Linked DNA regions of Homo sapiens: region 1 is linked to region 2. The links are chromatin loops, found by intact Hi-C in ENCODE. Cell type or tissue: endothelial cell of umbilical vein. All regions are shown on one strand.

The links. A loop is a pair of places that touch in the nucleus more often than their neighbours do. Peaks named below come from ENCODE experiments on the same cell type or tissue, not always from the same donor. Only the 100,000 strongest peaks of a DNase experiment are listed, where the experiment ranks them.
Region 1: a loop joins it to region 2, with 6 times the contacts of the local background. A loop is called at or near these places in 4 of 110 quality-filtered maps.

Annotation. Positions count from the first base shown.
Region 1 is chr6:15,603,667-15,611,666 of GRCh38, forward strand. All of the region lies in intron 6 of DTNBP1 (dystrobrevin binding protein 1), which reads right to left. Among named protein-coding and RNA genes, the nearest start is that of DTNBP1, 55 kb to the right of the region's middle. In endothelial cell of umbilical vein, no CTCF peak of the experiment used is centred here; a DNase peak (open chromatin) is centred at 4,965; H3K27ac peaks cover 540 bases.
Region 2 is chr6:15,548,684-15,556,683 of GRCh38, forward strand. The region is part of intron 7 of DTNBP1 (dystrobrevin binding protein 1); the gene reads right to left. DTNBP1-AS1 (DTNBP1 antisense RNA 1) reads left to right here. Exons shown (of 3, transcript XR_007059478.1): 1 at 1-7,325. Among named protein-coding and RNA genes, the nearest start is that of DTNBP1-AS1, 6.6 kb to the left of the region's middle. RefSeq lists a silencer at 2,315-2,609 and an enhancer at 3,051-3,599. In endothelial cell of umbilical vein, no CTCF peak of the experiment used is centred here; a DNase peak (open chromatin) is centred at 3,298; H3K27ac peaks cover 1,668 bases.

The sequences.
Region 1 (8,000 bases), 55 kb after region 2:
ACAGCTTGATTCTTCTGATGCTTGCTTTATGATTTGCTAAGCACGTCTTCAGCAGTATTCAGACAAAAGCCAATTACACATCCTACTGAGGCAAGAATTCACCGAGTCCACTTCCCAATACCTCAGTAATTATGAGTTTTCCCAGTCCGACTATTGGGAAGAGGCTCTGTGTGAGTGCCAGGCACTGTTAGCTCACCCTCTTGGATATTTTTTTCCCTCCTGCCTTGGATAGTTTCCTCACCTGTATTATCAGGTGAATATTCATGGAGACCCTCTCAGAAACTCTCTCCTCTCTGGGACTATGTCCTGTAAACTCCAGCTGCCTTGATCTCCCCAGATTTAGCTCTTCAACTCTGAGTCTGCCAGGCTCTGCCTGGGTCCACTTCCCTGCAGTGCACCCTGGAAACTCTCTCTAGGCAGGATGCAGAGGCAATCACAGGGCTCACCTCACTTGTTTCCTATCTATCGGGTACCATCACATCTCTTCTTTGTCCAAAATCCAGTGTCTTAAAAACATTCTCTCATTTATTTCACCTGGTTTTTCATTGTTTCGGGGGAGAGAATAAATCTGGTCCCTGTTACTCCATCCTGGTGGATGCAGAAGTCTGCTCCCTTTTTGTAAAGTCATTGCCTGCGGAAAAGTTCTCCTGCTCCCCTTTTCATTCAGCATCCAAACAGACTTCTGCTGCAGAACTGCAGAAGCTAGTTACTGCCCTGCTGCTTGGCTCCTTCAGAGAAGGTGCTCTCGATCTTCTCTTTTGGTTCCAGAAGAACCAAAAGAGATCGTTTTTGGATCTTTACCCTGGAGAATGCTGTTGGTTTCTTCTCTCCCATTCTCAGCTCCGCAAAGCCAGGCCTGAGGGCCACACTCCTGCCACACCTCCCCTTCTCCCCAGCTTGCCAGTCTCTTGGCAGGTGAGCTTGAACACTCATTTCTTGAAGCTCAGGAATTTGGCAAGTTAGTCTCTAGAACATACACTGGTCAAACGCCACTACAGATACGCCATAATCTCTTAAATATATCTGTTATACTTTGTTCTAAAGATTTTCTAAATATAGTCCATAGTCCAAATGTTACCAAAAAACAAAACAAAAAAACACAAACAAAAAGAAGGGCAGAGTCCCTTGGCATTAACTATAGTAGATATATAAACATAAAGCAAAAAGAATCAGGACCCTTAAAATATGCATAAGCACTAAATCTCATCAGAGGCAGCAGCGACCACCACTTCTAGGAGGTGGGTTCCAGGAGACAAGCAAATTTCAAAGTCTGGATAAATCAGTGAAAAATGTTTCTGGAGTCAGTATGCCCCTAAGCAGGTTTCGAGTCCAACAGAAGACTATGTTAAAATTATGAGTCACTTATAATTAACAAGAATTGCTAAAATCACTGTTCTTCAAGATGTTACTATTTTTGGAGAAATTCTGATGGTATGCTGTGTACTGAAGGGGAAAGCATAAGTACTGAAGGAGATGCATAAGGGATCTAGAAACTTGGAAATAAGAAATATTTTAATCAAATTACACACTTATGGATGATTTCAAGTATAACTAATTATTGTGAGAGAACTTCAATAAGCACTCTAAGGATTATGGTGGCACTGGAAAGATTAAAAATCTAGAAGGTTGAGATTCTATACTTCCATTTAGCTCTATCTCTAAACGTACCTACTGTTCATGACTCGGGGTCTTTGTTCCCACTGTTCCTTCTGTTTGGAGCTATACAGTCCTAGATCCTCATATGACTGCCATCTTACTCAAACCTCTTCTCACATATCTTCTCAGAAGAGCCTGTCCTGCTCACCCTAGCTGAAGCAGTCCTCCCCTGCCTTACCACTATACCATTACTCCATTTTATTTCCTTTGAGGTTTATATTATTGTCTGAAATTATTCTTTTTTTCTTTATAAATTTATCATCTGTCTTCCTCCACACCCCTAAGAATATAAGCTGACCCTCAAATCTCAAGCCCACTTTTCTAATTGCTAGCTAGAAAAATCCATGTAAATGGTTTTAAGTTCTTTATTTTGGCTCCTATACTAAATATTAGCTCTTCTTTCTTTACGAAAAATGTATTTCCTATTGGTTACAAAAGCTTCTGCCAGGGGTCCATGAATTAGACTCGTATGGCTGTAGCACTCATCTTCTGAACTATCTGACAACTTAGCTACTGGTTTGAGTACCTGTCTTTGCCTATAGCCATATTCTAGCCACTACACAATGTTTTGTTGTTTATCAAGGCAATGTCCGTTCCAGTCTACAAAGGCACTGGTAACAGTAATATCATTTTACATGCAGAAAAATATTTAGAAAAGCAATTTATGGGTATTTTCCCCGTACAACCACACAAGTGTCTTAGATGGCACTTTTCTCAGATAACTAGCTAAAGAGAGATGTCCTACTTTACTGCACAAATGAAGTGGATTAAACCGTCTATTCAAATGTTTCTCAAGGGTAGGTAAGAGCTATCAGAACCATCCCTAGGCTGTATATTTCCCTACCCACTGGGAGAATCCCCTGACTAGGAAGCCACTGTCACGTTTATTTTATTTTGTGTTTATTTATTTTATAATGGGTCACAGTCCTGTTTTTGTAGGGGCAGGAATGTATTCTCTCTGCTGGGAACGTCCGTCAAATGAATGACAAAATATCATATATCCATTTGAAACTACAGATGCACTGGTATAAACATCTGGGACTCAATCAGTTTGTTCCAACTTAACATCAAAAAAGAAGACACATTTGGGTTGGTGTGGTGGTGTGGTGGGAGCCTTGGACTGAAGACTCTGGTTCTGATGCTGGCCCCTAAATAGTCTGATGACTTAATGCAACTCAATCTCCTTCTCAACTCCAAAAATTGCTGCCCTGCCCACACTACAGGCTCTGGTGGGAGCTGAATGAGAAAAGCCATAGGAGCCTATTGCAGAGCCTATTAGCACTGGAGGAGTGTGAAAAATTATCTTTCATTCTCCCACTCTCCCCACCTTCATCCAGTGTTCTGGCCCGGATTTTTGGGAAAGCTACAGGGTGTGCAAACATTGTTAAAAAAATGCATGCACATAAGCATATCACATATCCAACTTTTTCTATCACATATTATCGTTTTCTTCAGAGTAAGAAAAGTCATTAGTGTAGTTTGCATAGCATCTTGTTAAAAAGGAAGAAGGTTTATTTTTAAGCGACTCATCTCTTATGAACCAGAAAATTAAAAGTTTTTCACTGGCAGTATTTGAAAATTTCTCAAATGGTGTTATGTAGAATACTAAGTCACAGAATGTTAATATGTGTTACATGCAAATTGATTCTGTGAGCAAGTAAGTTGTGAAATGCTGAGTCAAAAAAAAATTTTTTTTTTTTTTTTTTGAGACAGAGTCTCACTCTGTAACCCAGGCTGGAGTGCAGTGGTGTGAGCTCAGCTCACTGCAACCTCCCGGTCCTGGGTTCAAGCAATTCTCCTGCCTTAGCCTCTTGAGTGTCTGGGATTACAGGCACCCACTACCACATCCAGCTAATTTTTGTATTTTTAGTGGAGACAGGGTTTCACCATGTTGGCCCGGCTGGTCTCGAACTCCTGACTTCAAGTGATCTGCCGCTTTCGGCTGGGATTACAGGCATGAGCCACTGTGCCCGGCCAAAATATTTCTTTGTTTTTTTGAGACAGAGTCTCACTCTGTTGCCCAGACTGGAGTGCAGTGGCACGATCTTGGCTCACTGCAACCTCCACCTCCGGAGTTCAAGGGATTCTCCTGCCTCAGCCTCCCAAGTAGCTGGGATTATAGGCATGCAACACCATGCCCAGCTAATTTTTATATTTTTAGTAGAGATGGGGTTTCACCATGTTGGCCAGGCTGGTCTCAAACTCCTGACCTCACATGATCTGCCCGCCTCAGCCTCCCAAAGTCCTGGGATTATAGGTGTGAGCCACCGTGCCCAGCAAAACATTTCTTTACCACAGGAATTCTCAGAACCTTTAGCACGCTGATGCACACTGCAAAGCTCCGTGGGCAAATGCAAAGTGTTTCTGGAGCTTATCTGATCACATACTGTTTTATCAATGGCAACCTTTTCAGTCTAGTATTCCATGCAGAAGAATTCAGGGAATGTTATATGGAATTAATTAAAAAATGTTTAATTCAATTTTTGCATGTTGATAGTACATACCCATTCCTGAAGTCAAAGAGCACCCAGGAGATGTATTTATAGTGAAGACAAGTAGTCCCTGCCCCAGCTCTCTCCACCTTTCTGCCCTGTTTTTCACAAGCAGCCATGTTCAATTCTTTCAGTTATTTTTCCTGGCATTTACCTCTGTTATTTCTAAATAATATGCAAATATTAATATTTATTCTTTTTTCAATTTTAAATATTACTTCTTGATTTCCTGCTGGAGAAGATGAGGATTAGCTATTTTACACCTCTAATTCCCCTCAACACAAATATGCTTTTTCTCCCCCATCTCCCCAGCAAGTTTTATCACAATTCTGCTTTTAATTATTCCAATATCACATAAATACTGTTTGTGACTGAGCCATGTAGCATATTATTTCTCTTTTTTAAAAACTGTTTCCCCTCAGTGTTAATATCTACCTTGTTGTTGTTTGCTTGGTTTAAAAAAAAACACACACATTTATCTCTAATTCCTCATTAAACCCTCCACCAGAGTTTAATAATTCAAGTTATAAATAAATAAATAAATAAATAAAGGAGTCATAAAGCTCCTCTCAATATTGCCACGCCGATAAGACAATGCATTAGCTTCATTTTTTCCCCCTTGGAAACACTACTTAGAATTCTCCAGAAGGCCTTCCTGTCCCAATATGAATTGCTCTCTAGGATTGCTGAAGCTTCTCACCACCTCCCTAGAAATTCCCTTGGTGTCTCTTCTGAACAGAATGAATCCTCCTGGAGTGACTCATCTCTGCTCTGTGCAGGCTCTTCCTCCTCCTGGGTTACTCCCTTGTGTGTGGAGCACATCCTCCAGGAGCTTCCTGACAAAGTGTCCACATCCACCACACTGGAGCCCTTGGCTGCCTGGAAATGACTTTATTTCCTCATGCTTGATGAAAATTTTGCCCAGTAAATATTCTTAGTAACCATTTTCTACTTTCGGCATTGTTGCTGAAAAGTTGATGTTCCTTTTGATTCCTGATCCTTAATATAAAAGCCTTTTTTGAAGGCTTTTATGATCTTTATTCCTAGTGTAGTGAAATTTACAAAAATATGTATTTGACAACAGATCTTTCTCCACTCATTTTGTCGGGCACTTCATGGGCTCTTTTAAACTCAAACATTCATATCCTTCAATTCTGGACAACTTCCTTATGTTATTTCCTCAATAAATTTGTCTCTCCTCCTTCTCACTCCTTTATTTCTGAAACTCCTAGTACTCAAACATGGGACTTATGAATTATCTTAACATTCTTAGTTTTTCCTCAGACTTTTTGTTCTCTTAGAGGTTTAACATTATCTTATGCTTCAGGTGAAATTTTCTACTTTTGCTACCTTCTTTTTTTTTTTTTAATACTTTTAAGTTATAGGGTGCATGTGCTTCTAAAAGCTCTCTCTTGTTCCTTTTCTACAGCATCTTTTCTTGTCTCATAAATACAAAATGGGCTCTTACAAGATGTTCCCATATATCTGAAGCTACTAATTACAATTTTTCTTTTTTTTTTTTCCTGAGACAGTCTTGCTCTGTCTCCCAGGCTGGAGTGCAGTGGTGCAATCTCGGCTCACTGCAACCTCCGCCTCCCGGGTTCAAGTAATTCTCCCACCTCAGCCTCCTGAGTAGCTGGGATTACAGGTGCACCCTGCCATGCCCAGCTATTTTTTTGTATTTTTAGTAGAGACAGGTTTTCACCATGTTAGCCAGGCTGGTCTCTATCTCCTGACCTCGTGTTCCACCCACCTTGGCCTCCCAAAGTGCTGGGAGTACAGGCGTGAGCCACCACGCCCAGCCTCGTTTTTAAGTTTTCTTCTGCTCCTCAGTCTCTCGTTCTTCTGCAGGTTTTAAACAATATTGTTTACTAGCTTATAGTCTACGTATTTCAGTTGTTTTCATTTTGGAAGCTTTCTTAATTGAATATGATTCCTCAGCTGTCTATTTGTATTTGAGTGAGGCAACAAAAGTTGACTCGAAGTTATGCAGAGTGTGGGCTCAGCATCAGAGGGTGGTAAGAGCAGACCTAGCTGTTTCACCACATACATACAACCTAAATATCCATATCTGCAGGCCTTTTCTTGTGGGCTGGTCAAGTGCAGTTTTGCAGATGAATGCTCCATTCTTCCGCACAGGGGATGTGAGTTTGGCTGCCGGAGTTCTGGGACCTACTGGGGAAAAGGGCCTAAACAGTCTTATTGTTTACTACGTAGGCTTTCACTTAGTTCCTCTGTTTTCAATACATTTGTATGTCTACCTGTCCTCAAGTGTGTTAGAGTCAAGTCTGGAGCCCCTCAGGTGAAATTCCACATTGCCTGATGAGCTAGGGATAGGGTGATCACCTGGCTAAGCGGAGGATCAAGGGATCTTACTTCACATACGTGCTTTCAACACACCTTATCTTTCAAGATCCTGGTGCCTTCAATTCCTGAGCCCTTCTAGAATTCTGTGGTACACACCAGCACATATTGTTGTCATTGTTTTGGGGTGCCACAAGCCCCATAAATGTTGTATGTGTTCTGACTGCTCCACTGACCAGCCATTCTCCAATTTCTCTTCCTCTCCTTGGACCCCTCTATTTCCTGAGACCCAATAATATTGAAATCAGGCCAATTATTAATAATAACCCTACAATGGCCTCTAATTATTCAAGTGAAAGAAAGAGTCTTATATCTCTCACTTGAAATCAAAAGCTAGAAATAATCAAGCTTAGTGAGGAAGGCATGTCGAAAGCCAAGACAGGCCAAAAGCTAGGCCTTTTGCACAAAATGGTTAGGTAGGTTGTGAATGCCAAGGAAAGCTCTGAAAGGAAATTAAAAATGCTACTCCAATGAACACATGAACGATAAGAAAACAAACCCACCGTATTGCTTATATGGAGAAAGTCTGAGTGGTCTGGACAGAAGATTAAACCAGCCACAACATTCCCTTCCTTAAGTTAAAACCTAATCCAGAGCAAGGTTCCAACTCTCTTCAGTTCTATGAAAGCTAAAACAGGTGAGAAAGCTGGAAAAGTTTGATGCTAGCAGAGGTTGGTTCATGGAATTTAAAGTAAGGAGTCATCTCCATAACAGCAAAGTGCAAGGTGAAGCAGCAAGTGCTGATGTAAAAGCTGCAGCAGCTTATCCAGAAGATCTAGCTACGATAACTGATGAAGGTGGCTATGCTAAACAGCAGATTGTCAACAGACAAAATAGACTTTTATTGGAAGAAGATGACACCTAGGACTTTCATAGCTAGAGAGAGGAAGTCCATGCCTGGCTTCAAACCTTCAAAGGACAGTCTGATTCTCTTGTTAGGGACTAATACAACTGGTGACTTTTAAGCTGAAGCCAATGCCTCATTTACTACTCTGAAAATCTTTGGAGGCATCCTGAAAATCCATAGAATTATGCTAAATTTACTCTGCCTGTGCTGTATAAATGTAACAACAAAGCCTGGGTGAAAGCATATCTGTTTGTGGCATAGTTTACTGAATACTTTAAGCCTACTGTTCAGACCTACTGCTCAGAAAAAAAAAACAAATTCCTTTCCAAATAATATTGCTCCTTGACAATGCACCTGGTCACCCAAGAGCTCTCATGGAGATGAACAAGGAGAACAACGTTGTTTCATTGTTGTGAACGCAACACTGATTCTGCAGCCTATGGAATAAGGAGTCATTTCAACTTTCAAGTCTTATTATTTAAGAAATACAATTTGTAAGGCTATAGCTGCCATAGATAATGATTCCTTCAACGGATCTAGGTCAACTGAAAACCTCTGGAAAGGGTTAACTATTCCAGATGCCATTAAGAATGTTCATAATTAATGTGAGGAGGTCAAAATATCAAACATTAGCAAGAATT
Region 2 (8,000 bases):
TACAAAAGAATCTTGAGAAATATCTAAAAACTAAACTCATATAAAGAAATTTTGACATAGAGGAAAAAAAGAAGGCAGTTAATATGTCAGCACATCTAAACATAAGGCAATGTTAATTTAAAAAACAAAAAGAAAAAAGCCTGTTGAATAGTGATTGAACATAATATTAAAATCTATGGTTTGGGTTTTGTTATTTGTTTTAATCATGAGAGAAAAATCCTTCAGATGTAAAATTTAAGTTTTCATTAATTATTAAAAATGTATATTTTTCTATCTTATTCATTCAAGAACAAGCAACCACTTGACAAATGTGGACTAATTTTGACAGTAACCCCTCACTACCAGGAATGGAGAAATACACAAGCTTCAGTTGTTTTCTCATGATCCAGACTGCAAATAAAATGCAGTTGCAAATAATATCACCTACAATTTTGTTTAACTCCAAAGATCTGAGGGTCTCTAATTTGAGCATTACAATCAGAAAAACAAAGCTGATTTTCTTCTTTTTAAAGGGAACCTGAGACCGGGCATGGTGGCTCATGCCTGTAATCCGAGCACTTTGGGAGGCCGAGGCAGGCAGATCACAAGGTCAGCAGTTCGAGACCAGCCTGGCCAACATGGTGAAACCCTGTCTCTACTAAAAATACAAAAATTAGCCAGGCGTGGTGGCGGGTGCCTGTAATCCCAGCTAGTCGGGAGGCCGAGACAGGTGAGTCGCTTGAACCCAGGAGGCGGAGGCTGCAGTGAGCCGAGACCGCGCCATTGCACTCCAGCCTGGGCAACAGAGCAAGACTTTGTCTCAGGGATTAAAAAAAAAAAAAAAAAAAAAAAAAAGGGAACCGAAATATCGCAATCCAGAAACAGGCTGGATGTGGGTGGCAGGTGCAGTGGACGTGGTGTCCTGGCAGCTGCCCTTTCCGTCAGCCCTCCTAGCCACCTCTGGCACCCCCGCAGCAACTCTGGGCCTCCCCTGTTGAGGCTCATTGTCCTGTCCTCACTAGGTTGCATTATCTTTTTTTCTAGCATTTTATACTAAGCTAGCTGTCGACCAAACCGAAGCCTTGTGAAAAGTTTTAACAAGAGAAGATCCTTTCAACTCTTCAGAGCCAAGATTCAGTATTTTTAGGTTTAGTGTTTCCCAGGGACATTTGCATTTTCATAGGACACTACAGAATCTGAAAGGCCTTTGAAGCTCAAGGAAAAAAGCTACAGCAAGGAATCACTTTCAATCTTTTTGGGCAGGGCTCTTGCCCCTTGACCCAAGCCGTACCACCACCAGAGCTAGATCCTGACTACGCCAATCCCACCTCACTTCAAGAACTTCCTGTCCAAAGGTGAGGGAACCTGACTACTGATACCTGCAGCTCCCCACCGTCCATCAGTGTAGCTCCAGGAAATCAAAACCAGGTTTAAAATTTACCATTAGTGTAATGATTATCAACATTAATTAGAATTCAGATGCTAGATTTCCTTGGATTTTGAATGTCACTGAAGAACACTTAAAAATGTTCAAAACAATCACCTTTAGAGATGTTTCCACTCATACTGCCTTGATTTCAAATTAAGTAGTCCAAAAATTCTAATCTAGGACAACGAGTCTCAAACCTTTTCAAGTTTAAGAATGGGTATACTTTTTTGGCAATTTACGAGATAGTATGTGACAACAAAAATCTATTATGAATTCAGTAGCACTTTACATAGCTTTGAATTTTGTTTCCCACAACATTTACATATATTTCAAATAAAATACTGCATATACTTGCAATACAAAATATTTATCCAAAGCTCAACATGCTTTTGAGTTCAAAGGCCTCTTGTTATAAATATCCTCATGCCACCAGTTGGAAATATCCTGCCTCTAAAAGGTTCAGTGACAGCCAAATCTCAGCATGCTTGAAAGCTGATCATATCTGCTGGAAACCTCATTATTTCCAGAAAATATTTTTGAAATGGGGACATATCACTTTCAATTATAAGCTGTTGAAGGCTTATGAATAAGTGACTTATGAATAAATCAGTATTATGAATAGCTGTCTTGGTCCCCTCCCTCCTTCCACCAGGAGTCCTTCACTGCCAGCTAATGAGATGGGGATGAGAGGCAGATTCTGCCCCTCCCAGGCAGGCTGGTGTTGCAGCCCACAGGGATGACGGAAGATGGACCTGGAGAAGTTCCTGAGTCCACAAGCTGAGGAAGATGCTGCATGAGGAAGGTCGGAGCAGGGGAGCTGTCAATGTGGGGGCAGCATGCTGAGTCATCTGAATTTTGTCACCTTTCTTGAGATTTCACCAATTAGAGATTACATGTTTTAATATGTCCTTTTCAGTATGAAGAATACTATATTCAGGGGGCTCTGAGAAAACTAACATTCAAAGCTTAACATGAATTAGTTTATCAGGACCTCTCCCTTACTGCTTCTCTAAGATTAACTGCTCTATAGATGAAGGGGTAAATGAGCAGAAAGAGAGGTGATGTGAAAAAAAAAATGCAGCAGCTGGGAGACAGGACACCCCTGCTTGGGGCCCTCAGCAGGAGCTTTTGGCAAACCTGAAGGTATCAATGCCTTGGGACAAGGACGTGCAAAAGACAAGTATGAGATGCTGAAGATGTGCTACTTCTGATTCAAAATAGTGTTCAGAGATTTTACCCCTCACTCTTCCTGTTTTCTACTGGCTACAACAACCTTACGCTCAGTAAAGACGTATAAGAATAGCTTTGCAATGAAACTGCTATTCAGGAAGTATCCCTAGGAAGCCGCTTTTCCAGCTGCGGAAGAAGGACACACAGCCAACACCTGATGGTTCTCCAAAGAAGCCATGCCCTGACTTGTAATTGCCTTGACCCTTTGCTCAGACGCCTGCACTCAGCCAACTTCCACTCACCCTCCACATCTCAGCTCGACTGCCCCCTTCTCTGACAGGCCAGGGAGACCCAGGCTCTCTTTCCTCCACGCTCCCACATAGCTGGTACCTCTCCATTGCTACCACACACTTGCCCCCTATAGTTCCACTGGATGCCACGTTCCTCGAGAGCAAGCACTGTGTCTTTCAACATGGAAGCTTTAGTGCCTGTCATGGAGTTGGCGCTCGGCAACAGTCTGATGAAGGTACTGGTAGCAATCACTAAATGGGGACTGCACAGTAAACGCCAGATATCAGGAGCAGCCTCACAAGTACACAGGAGTAGGCCTTCAACTGGCTGCTTGATCGCAAAGCCACAGCCAGCAGTCACAGCAGGCCAGACGTTTGAGGTGCAGTGATGCAGAAGATAAACAGCACACAGCTCAGGAAACAGCAGCACAGCTGACGGGAAACACCAGCATGCCATTCTATGGGCTGGAAACAAACAAGTACAATCCTCATGGCTAAAAGTGGGAGCAGGAAGTGGCTACAAGGGGCTCTCAGGAACAGGCAACGGACAATGACATCAGACTGGTCCATGGAATCAGTGCAGGAGGTATCCAAAAACACCTGCACTTAAGATTCAGTTCAATAAAAAGTGACGTTACCCAAGGGCTATGGAAAAGCTGGCCAGGAAATCTGTAATGCATTAAAAATAGCATGCCAAAAATAAATCACATCCAAATGATCAATAAAATACACCCTCTGAACTCCTCCCCCAAATTCATACTCACAAAATGATGCCATGAACCTTTCTTTGGGGTTGACCACACCTGAAAGTAGGCAGAGAAGCTGAAGGAATATTGAGGGTTTATTTAGAATAGCACACAACCTATAAGCTGATATTATTTATTCAATGAAAGGTTTAACACATCCAAGATATTACAGGATTCCCTTACATGTACCCAATTAGTATGACAGCACAGCTGGGTGCAGTGGTTCATTCCTGTAATCCCAGCACTTTGGGAGGTCAAAGCAGGAGGACTGCTTGAGGCCAGGGGTTCAAGACCAGCCTGGCCAACATAGTGAGACCTCCTTTCTCTATTTTCTTGAAAAAAAGACAGCAAGTCATATACAAGAAGCCTATTATTTTGTAAGAAAAGTATAACTTATAAACTGAGCTAACATTCCTAAAATAAGACCCATATGGTTTTGAAAACTGTGATGTGATAATGTCCTTTTCATGAACTCTCCTGATAACACATGTTGATATTCCTTAGGATGAAGATTTGCCCATCAATTCAATACACAGAAATAAATTATTTTCATGGAATACTTTCAGGTCTTCTATGTTCTAAGCACAAAGTAGAAACTCAAAAGTGATTGTGAAATGAGTGAACAACGATTAATTAAAAAAATAAGAGTAAGAGGGTATAAGATTCAGGAAATACCCCCTTAAGGAAAAAGTTTCATCTAAGCTCAAACAATCATTTTATTTCATTGCTTAGTTTTTTGGTGTACGATCATCAACAGGAGAGGGGAGAAAAATCCAAAAACTCTTGCCAACTTATGAAAAAAGCAGTTTGCCTGAAAATCAAGTAAAACAAGTTGATGAAATGATTTGTAAAGTCAGGAATACTGCCCTGTTATATTTGCATTTCCTTTGTTTCTCATGAAGGGTTGCAGCCTGTAGGGTGGCCATTCTGACAGGCTGGGAAGCACAGCCTCAGGCCAGAAGCCAGACACAAACACTTTGAGGGAGGGGCAGAGGGAACAGAAATAGCATACAAAAAAGGTCCTGGATGAAAATACAAGATTTTTAGACATTTGAAAACATAAGCTTCATATTATGAAAGACGGTACCATACAAGATAGATATTGTTTTAAATTCAGATAAAATGGAACCACACAGCATTCCAGAGAGATGGTAAGTGGTAAGTGACTTGATTAGCATTTTGACATAAACTGTTTTAGGCCTTCCAAAGTCTTTTATCTATCTTTCCTCACATGCAGAGGAACAACTTCATTCTATTCTTCATGTGCAAAGCAGTTCAATGCTCTTGACAAGTGAGCTTTTTTTTTTTTGGCCTCAGACAGCTTTGCCATTTCTTAAATTTTCTTATAAAAGCCTATGTAGGTTCCTTAGAAGCAGACCCAGAGCCTGAAAGCTAATTCTTAAGTCGTTTTCATTTTTCTTTTTTCCTTCCTTTCCTAAGCCTAATTCCTTTTATTTATGATTTTGGGTGATGGGGTTCAGGACACAATACCCCAAAATATGGCACTGTGGCGTATTAGATATTTGAAGCTGAAAGAATCTGAGAAAACTGCAGAAACAGGAGGATCGCTCTCACCTTCCCCTTGCCCTTCTCCCCTGAGGCAGGCATAAAACCTAGGAAGGATCTTCTCATTTTCTCCTGAAGCAGGACACAAGATCCTCATGTGAGAGACGCCAACCCTACACATGGAGAGAAAGGACTCTATCTCAAATAAGAAGAAGATGCAGGGACACAGAGAGGAATCTGAACAAACAGAACTTGCTAAGTTCCCCCCAGTTGACTGCTATTACATCATACTCTTTGTCCAGTCATATTTCTACACAGCTGTCCACTCTTCATCAAGCCTAGCATGCAAATACATCAAGTTTCTGTCGCTTTGGGTCTTCATTTCTGAAGGCTCCCATGTCACATAAAACTTATATTAAATTTGTATGCTTTTTTCTTCTTTTTCTTCTTCTTCTTATTATTTGAGATAGAGTCTCACTATGTTGCCTAGGGTGGTCTTGAACTCTTGGGCTCAAGTGATCCTCCAGCCCCTGCCTCCCAAGTAGCTGGAATTACAGGTGCATACCACTATGCCCAGTGGCTTTTTTCTTATTAATCTGTCTTTTGTTATAGGGGTCTTAACCATGAACCTAGGATGGGTGAGGGAAAGATATTTTTCCTCCTGTCAACTGAAGAATGAGGTTCATAAATCTGGAAAGAAGAGCTTTATTTCTCATGAAGGGTTGCAGCCTGTAGGGTGGCCATCCTGACAAGCAGGGAAGCACAGCCTCAGGCCAGAAGCCAGACACAAACACTTTGAGGGAGGGGCAGAGGGAACAGAAATTGATGCTAAGCAGGGTGGCCACATGTACATATTCAATAAACTGTAGGAGGAGTCATGAATATTTATGAAAGGAGAAAGGTGCACACATGCAACGGAGCTTCATGCTCCTTCATGGGACTGATGTACAAAAAAATGGTGGCATTAGCAAGATCCAAGGGTGGATTGCTGCCCTCTGATGTCAAAAGGTGAAGAAGACCAGAAAACCCTTGCTGTGCAGTCTCTGTAGACTGGCCCGAACCATTCCGTGGTCGGTGGTCTCTTATGGGAAAAAATGCTGGTCAGTTATGCGAAAACCGCAAAAGGGAGAAGCAGTGTCTGGTGGTTGGTTGAAATCAGCGGTGGAGTCTTTTGAAAGGGCTGTTTGCTCCTTAGCCCTTGGGTGAGAAAGCCTAATCATGGTTAGCCAGGGAGGGGGGCATATGAGAGGCATGTCTGACCTCCTATCCCATCATGGCTGTGAACTCAGTTTTCAAGGTTACTCTGGGTCCCCTTGGCTAAGAGGAGATCTGTTCAGTCAGTTACGGGGCTTAGGATTTTATTTCTCACTCCCCTACATAAATACGCACACAAGATAAAACACTTTCCTCTTTGCTGGAATCTCTTAATGTTGATGGTCAAAAGGTCCTATATTTACCATTTAGGATGTTAAGAATCTAAAATGATCCAGCAATATTGTCAAAGGCATTAGAACCAGAGCAACTCCGTCTTGAATAGAGGCTGGGTAAAAGGAGGCTCAGGCCTCCTGGGCTGCATTCCAAGGATGGTTAGGCATTCTTAGTCACAGGATGAGATAGGAAGTCAGCAGGACTGTTATCACAAGATACAGGTAATAAAGACCCTGCTGATAAAACAGGATGTAGTAAAGAAGCCTGCCAAAACCCACCAAATCCAAGATGGGGATGAAAGTGACCTCTGGTTGTCCTCACTGCTCATTATACACTAGTTACAATGCATTAGCATGCTAAAAGATACTCCCACCAATGCTATGACAGTTTACAAATGCTATGGCTATGTCCAGAAGTTACTCTACATGGTCTAAAAAGGGGAAGAACCCTCAGTTCCAGGAATCCCCACCCCTTTCCCAAAAAACTCATAAATAGTCTACCCCTTGTTTAGCATATGACCAAGAAATAACCATAAAAATAACCAACCAGTAGCCCTTGGGGCTGCTCTATGGAGTAGCTTTTGTTTCTCCTGTAATAAACTTGCATTCACTTTACTCTGAATTTGCCTTCATTCTTGAACAAGATCCAAGAACCCTCTCTTGGGGTCTGGATTGGGACCCATTTCCAGTAACATCTTCCTGGCAAACCACCAAGGGACAACACTGGAGAAACCCCGACCCAAAAGAATAGACTGCAGCACTAATTGGCCAACTTTGCGTAAGTAGTATTTTGTCCAGGGTAAAGAACAGAATTGGGTTAGAGGCCCAACTTAGCAGGGTTAGAATCCCTCCTAAGAAACAGGCAGTTAAAGGTCTTTGGGTTAATCCCCGGGTTAAAATGCCCAATTTAGCAGGGTTAGAGTCCCTCCTAAGAAATAGGGAGTTAAAAAATCTTTTTTTTTTTTTTTGAGACGGAGTTTTGCTCTTGTTGCCCAGGCTGGAGTGCAGTGGCACAGTCTCAGCTCACTGCAACCTCCACCTCCTAGGTTCAAGAGATTCTCCTGCCCCAGCCTCCTGAGTAGCTGGGATTACAGCCATGCGCCACCAAGCCCAGCTAATTTTTGTATTTTTAGTAGAGACGGGGTTTCACCATGTTGGCCAGGCTGGTATTGAACTCCTGACCTCGTGATCTGCCTGCCTCGACCTCCCAAAGTGCTGGGATTACAGGCATGAGCCACTGCACCTGGCCTAAAAGTCTTTGGATTAACTTGCCTTGTGCTCTTTGCTGTTGGCTGTGGGTGACAGAATTGGGCATGTACAGAAGCACATGGGACATGGGGAGACTTTTCTTCTCAAAGGAGAAACTTAAGAGCTCATGAAGATGCTGGAGATCAAGATCCCTTTGTGGCTGACAAGCAGCCACCTGAACTTTTGATTCAGTGTCACCGCACTG